Linked DNA regions of Mus musculus: region 1 is linked to region 2. Evidence: chromatin contacts called from ENCODE Hi-C data. All regions are on one chromosome and are shown on one strand. Each heading gives the region's core, a stretch centred on a gene start or an enhancer-like site at or near the end of the contact. The rest is flanking DNA. Distances are from core to core; before and after follow the strand shown. Region 1 has its middle 4.6 kb from the start of Gm30782. Region 2 holds the start of St3gal5 (ST3 beta-galactoside alpha-2,3-sialyltransferase 5).

What was found. A loop is a pair of places that touch in the nucleus more often than their neighbours do.
Region 1: a loop to region 2 is called in a map of heart, with 2.2 times the contacts of the local background. The contact joins the enhancer-like site here to the promoter of St3gal5 in region 2. A Hi-C loop is called at or near these places in 2 of 37 maps with a recorded cell type or tissue (gastrocnemius and heart).

The regions. Positions count from the first base shown.
Region 1 is chr6:72,257,110-72,261,893 of GRCm38, reverse strand. No RefSeq gene overlaps it. Among named protein-coding and RNA genes, the nearest start is that of Gm30782, 4.6 kb to the right of the region's middle. Within about 2 kb of position 2,278, at least 1 of the 3 ENCODE cell types and tissues checked has a DNase peak (open chromatin) inside an H3K27ac peak, as active enhancers do; it is heart, where a contact is called at or near this core.
Region 2 is chr6:72,094,662-72,099,610 of GRCm38, reverse strand. It overlaps St3gal5 (ST3 beta-galactoside alpha-2,3-sialyltransferase 5), which reads right to left and starts at 2,003. Exons shown (of 7, transcript NM_001035228.2): 1 at 1,829-2,003. The coding sequence starts at 1,907.

The DNA of each region.
Region 1 (4,784 bases), core at 1,029-3,528, 160 kb before region 2:
TAACATAAATGAGGTCCTGGGTTTGATCCCCAGCACTGCGTAGTAAACAGGGCGCAATGGTGCATGGCCATAATCCCAGCACTCCGGAGATGGAGGCGTTAAGGGTCAAAAGGTCAAGGGCATCCCTGGCTTCACAGTGAGTTTGAGGCCAGCCTAGCCTACAACTGCCTAGCAATAGCTAGCATCTGAATATTTAGGATTTATTAAACAGCTTCCATGCATAGTCTCCTTTAATCTACACAGCAACCATAGGAGTAGTAGCCATCTTTATTTTGCCGATGAGAAAACGGATGCTTAGGAAGATGAAGGAGGTCACTGAATATCATCCTGAGTCACACTGCCAAAAAAAAAAAAAAAAAAAAAAAAAAGGAAGGCCCTGAATGGCCTTCTCTGCTTTCCCTAGTCCCCTATTGGAACCCGGAGGCTTGCTGCAGCCTCAGCTCAGCTACTAGGAGACCAGCAGCCACTAGGCGGCAGCAGAGGTCTGCGTTGCAGGGCTGCTCTGTCTCCAGCTGACTGCGGGCTCTGGTTGGCTGCGTTGGGTCAAAGCCTGAGCCTCTCTGATGTCCAAGAATAGCAAGGGGCTGTAATTCACGTGGGTGGATGCCTTCCCAGGTTTCGAAAGCCCCTCGCGTCATCTCTGTCATTTCATAATCTCGCTCACAGGGTACTTTTTCCGTCTGCTTCAAACAGGTTTGGCGTGGGCCAGACCCGCAAGCTTCCCTGAGATGGTATGTTAGATGCTGACTGGGGCCTGGAGCCACAGAGATCAGTGAAATAAAAAGAAGACCTATGGCTCGCCCTTGGGGGAGACAGATACCTAAACCAACAGCCAAGGTACAGTGTTAGAAAGTCCAACGACAGACTGTTGAGATTTCATGACCGCACAACGTTGGGGAAAGAAGAGTGGGATTATGAGCTACAGGCTGGCTCCGAAGTGCCCCCAGGTCCCGTGTCTATTTGTGGATGTCCTTGTTATACTTGATCTGAGTACCAAAGTTGAGCTTCAATGGGTGTTCTCTTTAAAATGGGCCATGGCAGAGAAAGAGGCCCATGCTAAAAGCTGTTGGGTAAGGAGCCCCAGGTTGAAGAGCAGCAGGTAGCACGAGTGGGTGAAGCATCTAGAGATGGGGCTGGGGATATGACTTAGTGGTAGAGTGTTGCCTGCCTGCGTGGCTGAAGCCCTGGGTTTGTTCTTTAGCACCCCATAAACTAGGCATGGTGATGCTCACTTGCAATCCCAGCATGCAAGAGGATCAACAGAAGAGTTCAAGGCTATCCTCAGCTATGTCGATAGATAAGGAGGGTACATAAGCTACACGAGACCCTGTCTAAAATGGAACAAAACAACAAACAAGGGCCAGGAACACAGGGATAGGTAAAGGGATTTCCAGGCAAGCTTAAAGACTGAACTTTGAATTCTCAACACATGTTTAAATACTGCTGGGCATGGTGGCCTTCCTGTAACTGCAAGGCTCAGGAGATGGACACAGAGGATTCCTGGGGTAACCTGGCTAGCTGAACCGGCAAGTTCTGGGGTCAGGTGAGACCCTGACTCAGTATAAAAGGTAGGAAGTGATTGTGAAAGACAACTCAACGTCAACGACATACATACACACAAGCTTTACACACACACACACACACACACACACACACACACACACACACAAATCTGGGACAGCTGCGGCAGGCATCCAGCAGGAGATGCAAGACAAGGCAGTGGTGAGGATTACACATCCAGTGTCCAGGTCAGCCTTGCTTGCATTCTTTGCTGCAGAGCCGATCCAGTCCTTCTCCAGCAAGGATATCAGAAGTGTGCCCCTGCCTGGGTCCTTTCCCCAGCCCAGGGACTGAGGCTCTGACACTTTCCCCAGCCAGGACTGCCCTAGCTGGATTCCTGGTCTCCTCTCAATTCCCTATTCTATCTCCCCACATGAAGTCTGGAACAGCCTTGGCTAGATGAGGCAACTCCTCCACACCTGCCCTCCTCGGTCTTGGCTGAAACCCCGTGTGGTCTGTGAAGCTCTGGGCATGCCCAGGACTGGCCCAGAAGGGGACAGAGTGTGGGGATGGAGGCATCACTGGAGATGCTGCCATGTCTCCGCCTGCTCACTGTAGCCCAGCAACCTTTGGGACTGCCCACTTCTCGGGCATCATTAACAGGTGTGCCCCAGAACCAGACGGTTGCCAGTGTCACATGTGTGGGTCACCTCTGCTATGCCAATAGTTAATTTTAGCACCAGCCACTTCTCTTTGGGCATGCTAGTCCAAGAGGGTGATGTTAGGCGTCTACCCTCAAAGTTCATCCTGAGGCAACCAAGCGCAAGGGAGAGAGGCGGGGCTGGCCCTGGGCTCACGTGCTACAGCCACACCTCAAGCAGAGCACTTTACAAACCTTTTAGTTTTTTCCTTTTCTTCCTCTTTTCCATCCTCTTTCCCCCCTTTTTCATCCCCCTACCTCTTAATAAATATTTTTATTTTATTTTTAATTGTGTTTGTGTTCGGGTGTGTATGTAGGTATATGCACATGAAATGTAGATACCTGCAGAGAGCAGAGGTATTGGTCAGACACACTGGAGCTGAACTTATAGGCTGTGTGAGGAGTCTAACATGAATTCTGAAGTCAGACTCAGGTTCTCTTGGGGGAAGAGTTACACACTCTTAACTGCTGAGCCAGCTCTCCAGTCCACCCTTTACCCCTAACCCCCACTTTTTTGTGGGGCTCGGTGGTGTGGGAGGGTGAGACAAGAGTCTCACTCTGCAGTCTTGGCCAACCTGGAACTCACTACATAGTCCAGGCTGGCCTCCAATTCTTACAGATCTGCCTGCCTCTACCTCCCCAGTACTGAGACTAAAGGTGTAGTCTCACCACCACACCCAGCTCACATCCCTTGTGTTCCTGGGGTCTGGAGAGCATCTCACAGATTAACAGCACACACTTGCTGCTTTTGCAAAGGACCAGGTTTGATTTCCAGCTCCCACAAGGTTGCTCAAAGCCTCTGGGCTCCAGGTCCACACAGGATGCTTATATATACTTGCAAGCAAACCATTGGTGCATGAAAATTAAAAATAAATAATTTTTAAAAAGCCAATCTTCACTGGGCGTGGTGGCACACACCTTTAATCCCAGCACTCGGGACGCAGAGGCAGGCAGATTTCTGAGTTCGAGGCCAGCCTGGTGTACAAAGTGAGTTCCAGGACAGCTAGGGAAACAGAGAAACCCTGTCTCGAAAAATCAAAAAAACAAGAAAACAAACAAACAAAAAAGTCAATCTTCATTTGGAATTCTGCTTTTTAGCGTGTCCTTGCAAGTTTTAGCAAACAAACAAACAAACAAACAAACACAAAAACCAAAACCAAAACCAAAACCAGCAAAAACCCAAGCCTACTATCTTAAATGACTTTCAGTTCCATTTAAAATACGTTAGATCACTGTTTTATTTTCACACTTTGGAGACGGTGTCAATTGCAGGGATTGTGGATGCAGCCTTTTGATGCACTGCTTGGCTAACACGCATGAAGTTCTGGGATAGCTCTCTAGTACTCATAAACCAACCATGCTGGTACACACCTATAGTCTTAGAACTCAGAGGGTAAATGCAAGAGACATAAAAACTTAAGACCATCCTTGGGTATGTAACAGATCTGAGGCTGGCAGGGGCTGGAGAAATGACTCAACAATGAAAGCAATCGCTGTTCTTCCACAGAACCCGAGATCATTTCCCCAAACCTGGAGTGGGCATCTCGTAACTACCAGTAAATCTAGCTCCAGGGCATCTGATGTCATCTTCCATGGGGCCTGTATGTGGGGCACACACATGCATGCATGCAAACACACACACACACACACACACACACACACACACACACACACGGCATCAGCTGCAAGAAGCACCCTGGCTACAATAATATTTAACTGTTCTGGAGAAACAAGAAATGCAAATCAGGGGGCTGGTGAGATGGCTCAGTGGGTAAGGGCACCCGACTGCTCTTCCGAAGGTCCGAAGTTCAAATCCCAGCAACCACATGGTGGCTCACAACCACCCGTAATGAGATCTGATGCCGTCTTCTGGTGTATCTGAAGACAACTACAGTGTACTTACATATAATAAATAAATAAATCTTAAAAAAAAGAAATGCAAATCATTGAAAAACTGCATCATCTCAATGCATTCAGATTTTTTTTTAAATGGTGAAATATGAAAATAAAAGATATGTAACTTAGAAGGAGGAAAATTCTTTTTTTTTAATTTTAAATTATGTGTGTGTGTGTATGACATATGAGTGCACAAGCTCTCAGAGGCCAGAGATGTCATCACCCTGGAGCTTGTGTTATAGGTGGTGGTGAACCTGATGTGGGTGCTGAGAATCAACCTTGGGTCCTCCGGAGAAACACAAAGTTCTCTTAACTGCTGAGCCATCTCTCTAGTCCGACTGAGGAGAACCCTCGTGGGTAATTTTCATCCTCTGAATGCCTTTGGGATAAATAACTGCAGTCCCAGAAAAAGTGTGTGTGACTCTTGGCCTTGGCTTTGTGCTCCCCTCATGCAGGCTGGGGTCCTGCTTGTTAGGAGTTATTTCTGGGTTTTTCCCACCTGAAACCCTTTTCTGGTCGCCTAAAATGTTCAGGGGCTCTGTTCTAGTCGGTGGGAACACTCTAGTGAAACAGGGCCATCTGAGGTACATGTGAAGGTTTGAATACCTGGGGTAAGAACTTGCTCCAGACACGGGGTTGCTGTCACCGCTGTGAGATCAGACGCTTGCTAGTATTTCCTCATGGAAGG
Region 2 (4,949 bases), core at 754-3,253:
CAAGCCAACGACAGGTGTGTTTCTTGATTACCTCCCTGTCCAGTCACCCATTTGACTTGTTTTGATGACATGGGGCAGTGACCAGTGTATGTCAAGCTGAATGCATTTGCAGAATCATCATAAATGTGTGCTTTTAGAATTTCCTGCCAGCCCCCAGCATGCCATTTTCCAGAAGCCTTGTCACACCTCCTCTTACTCTGTTTAAGCCAGGCATGTTGGCACAAGTCTGTGATCCCAGCACTTGGATCAGTGGTTCAAGGCCAGCTTCGGATGCACCAGTGAATTCAAAGCCAGCCTGAACAGCATGCTATCCCCGACTCAAAAACCCAAACCAACCAACCAACCAACGGACCGACCAACCAACAAAACAGCCACCCAAACCTCCAATCATCTCAATTTCTTTTCAAGTCTCAAAGAAAACACTATCAGCCTGATAGCCACAGCACCGACCACATAGCAGACATGAGTGTCAGGAGATGCAGCACTCTGACTACAGTGCTCTGGAAGCTCATATTAATATTCTCTTGACCAAAAACTTGGAAATCAGACAATTCCTAGCCCTGCAACCAGCAATGTGAGAAACCATTCTGAGCTGTCAGGATATGGAATTACACAAAAGAAACCAAAACCTACTTTTCTGGTCCTTTCTTTCAGCAGACAAATCCCTCTTCTCAGGCCCAGCATTTGCGTAGGGCTGCAGGTAGAAGAGGATTTACAGTCATAAACCAAGGGAAGGCTTGGCTAGACACCAGAGGGCAGAGATGAGTGTGAGTCTCCTTCCTTTGTAAGTCTAAAACCCAGCACAGCTCTTGGCTGAAGGAACCTGAAACCCATCGGTCCCAGAAAAAGCACAACACATAAAAATGCCTCTTCCTCCTTTTAAGTACATCTACTTACATTTACACCTAATTTTGCAAAGGCAAAATTCATATATGTGAATTAAGACTGAATTACTGGGGGGAAAGGTATAAAAATTTCATTTCCAAGTCAGCTAGTGATTCTACAGAGTTCTCGCCAATTGACATATTTATTCTAAATGGTTAAAACCACAAACTCATTGTGGAAGAGACCCAAGCCAACAGCAAGTTAAGTCTTCCAGTACAGACCTGGAGAGCAAGCTCCCCACAGGAGGATATCAGTGTCTGCCAAGGTCATCCAGCTGATGTGCAGTAGGGACAAGAGCTTTCATTTACTGGGGTCCTACCAATTGTTCTCTAACACCCTCTCCGCAAAACAAACAAATAAAACAGCGCACAAAGAACGCGTCCCCTCGTCAGGACACAGCTTAAAATTTCCAAGAAACCAAAACGGTCTCCCAATGTGTCTCCTCCGCAGGACTGGCCGCAGAGAGGGGGCAGGGAAGGTCACCAGTGAATTTCTGCCAGCAGAAAGCTACCCACTTTCACACTGCACGTCTACCCACATGGATGCACCAGGAGGGTTCAGGCGCCACTAGTTACCCTGTACAAGGTTCCCCAAAGCAGTCAAGGGAGACACTGAGTCTATTCGACTCTGCCGGCTCAGAAGGTTCCAGCAATGAATTAAAATCCCAGAACCAAGCGACGTGAAGAGGGCCACTCTGGCTGGACCTGCCACGCGGGGCAGGTCATCCTTACCCGCAGCGCCGCGTCCACACCTGCGCAGGCTGCGCCGGGGGCGCCCATGTAGGCAGCCAGGGGCCGCGACCCTCCGCCCGTGTCCCCTAGCAGGCGCGTCCGGCGTCGCAGGGCTGGGGAGGAGCCGCTGGGCCTGGGGTATCGCAAAGGCGGATCGCCGCTATCTGGGCTCCCCGGTGTCCGCTCTGCCGACTGGGGGCTGCGCCACGTACCTCGGCAGGCAGGTGCCGCTGCTTGGCTTCGCAGCTTCTGGGGCCTCCGCGCCGCGCCGCCCACCGCCTCTGTGTGCATGCTAGGGAGGGAGCGCTGGCAAGCCGCCAGCCCGGGGCCCCGCGCCCCAGCCAGCCCCCGGCGCCGCGCTCGCGCCAATTCAGCCCCGGACAGTCCGCTCCCCCGCGCGGATGCTGAGGGGGGTGGGGGTAGGCGGGGGCGGGGTCGCGCGTCACGAGGATAAGGGAGACCAATCAGAGTGCGCCGAGGCCCCGCCTGCGAGCGGACTGTCCCCCCGCCCCCTCCGACTGCTAGTGCGAGGGGGAGCGGGACAACTCCAGCCGAGAAGTAGGTGGGGCGCCAGGCAGCCTAGGATGAGGGTGCCCCGCGCTCGGGGATCTCTTCAACTCTCCCCAGGCTTGCGCGTGATTAGATAGTGGAAGGCGTTCCGGAGAACCTAAGGTGGCTCTGGACCGGTTAAAGGCTTTGACTGAGCATCCAATTAGGAGTCGGAGCTGGGGAACTAAGGGGCTTGACGTAGTCACGTGCTTTATTCGCCAGCTGCCCACTGGTCTTCAGGTAATTACTGGTCCTGGGTTCCTGAGACCCAAGAGACAAATACCAGGACAAGCTAAATCAGCGGTTCTCAACCTGGGGGTCGCCTAATACCAATGGAAGACACGTTTATTTACATTTACGATTCACAACAGTAGTGGAATTACAGTTATGAAGTATCAACGAAAATACTTTTTATGGTCAGGGGTTACCACCACAACTTGAGGAAGTGTATTAAAGGGTCGCAGCATTAGGAAGGTTGAGAACGATTAGGCTACACGGTTGTTACTGTGCTAGTTACCAAAGCCAACCAACTTGTTTTAACAGGAGAAGGAACTGAGGTCTGTGTGGGACTGAGGGTGAGTAGCTTTGAAGTCATTTGGAGGCCGAAGCAGGAACAGAACCTGGGCTTGGAGCGCTCAAATCTTATTTGTCTGAAAGCTAGAGAGGCCCTGGCCTCTCACACCTTATTTTGGAAAGGAAATGCCATACGATTTTTAAAAACACATTTAATAAATCCCAAAATTGGTGCATTAAAAAGGCCTAAAACCGGACTGGATCTCCCTTTTAGGATATTTTTCCCCATGATCTTCTAGAAAAGCCGACAAGAAAGGGATCCAAAGCGCAGAGTAAATGATATAATGTAGCCAAGTTCTTCTGAGGATGCAGACCCTTTGTTACTGCATGTGTGTGTGGGAAATCCCCTAGTGCCATAGTCTTTGTTATATTGGAATAGCTTGCCTTCGACCTCAAGAACATTTAACCACAAAGGGGCATTCTGATAGTCAGGAGGCACGCTTTCCAAGATAACAGCTCCAGTTTTCTTGGTGACTGCATAGCAAACTCCTTTTTGGGTCTGCTCAAGGTCCCGTGCTAGATCTGTGTATCAGCTGAGAAAATTGAAGCTTTGTAGTGGAAGCTTGTCAGCCTGTACAAACAGGAAGAGGCCCTGGGCTAGCTTTTAGAACTCCCTTCTCCAGCCCCAATCAAGCATGGCTATCCATCTTTTACCGAACAATAACCCTCTCATTTTGAGAAGGAAGATCCTAGACCCTGAGCCAAGAGCCGTTATCAGTTTTCCTTTTTACAGCAGCTTGCTCTCTTTGCTCTTTCTCCAGGGTGGAGAGTAGAACATGGTCGCCTGGGAACTGGGGGATGCTCTCTGGGTAGTCAATGCCAAGAATAAAGACATAGGAAAGAACGGAGTAGGTGGATTCTACTTTCATGGCTATCCAAAACAACAAATCTGTATGATTTTAAAGCGAGGACACTGGAAATAGTCTAGAAAGGGAAAAAAAGATGGAAGAAAGCCTGACATGTGGCTAAAGCCAGTGGGTTGGCCAAGGCTGGTCAGACACTAGCTAGCTGCCTGGAATGACTATAGCAGGAAAAAGATTGCAGAGCCGCTCACTCTCCTACTATTGGACCAGCCTGAGGCCTGCCTGTGTGGTCTGATGCTCTGACATCTCTGTGCCTTGGTTCTCTCCCACATCTCCCTGTGTGGAGCCCCACCCTCTTAGCAGTAAGGGCTGTCCTGGAAGCTGGAAGCATCCTGCCTTACAAGAGTAGGTGTAAGTTGAGGGCAATGAAGTGTAAGAAGTGAACTCTACCTTCTGTCTTAGTCTCCTGGGACATTTGTTTCAAATATTCATGAGCTCTGTCACCTAGTTGACACTTAGTGAAGGAAAAGAAGACCTGCTCCCAAAGTCCCCAAATAACACACTAGAATCAGCCACTAGATTTCAATGGTTTACTGAGTGGCTTCAGAGAAGCTTCCAGACTCTGGCTACCATACAGTAGGACTACTAATAAATCAGAGATAGCAGCTACCACTTCCTAAATTCACTTTTTCCATTTACTACATTAGTTAATCTAATGACGTCCTCTCACCCTCCCCTTGTGAGCTGCAATATTCTATTTTGGTAAGTTTGTCTAACTTTTGGTTCTATTGGGTGGGTTCTGTTTGAAGTTTAAAAAAAAAAAGATAAATACGGTCTGTGTCCTCCTTGTTGTCTCCGGGACCCTTTCAGAGAATCTCCACAGTCAAAACTATTGTATAATAATCTCATGACACAAAAGGTGAACAAAACTAACTGCCCATCACTAATCAAAACAGCATAAACGATTGGGTGGGGTAGTACATGAATGGAATGAATCCCAGTGTACTGGAGTGGACGAAAGAGGATCAGAAGTTCAAGGTCATCTTCAGCTACACAGCCAGTTTGATGCGAGCCTGTGCTACATAAGACCCTGTTACAGCAAAACAATTCATGGTACCCAATTATAAAGATCCTTGACGGGGCTGTGGACATGTCCCTGTAACTCGAGTTCCAGGTGATCCAATGCCCTCTTCGGGCCTCCGTGGCCACTGCATGCATGTGGTACTCAGACATACATGCAGACAAAATACTCATACATACAAACTAAAAATAAGTCTTTTAAAAAGATTCTTGAGTATGCATCTTTCTCTATTTTTATTTTTGTTACCTTTCATTCATTCATTTCTATAGAAATGGCATCTTTTTCTTTTCTTTTGTTTGTTTTGTTTTGTTTTGTTTTGTTTTGTTA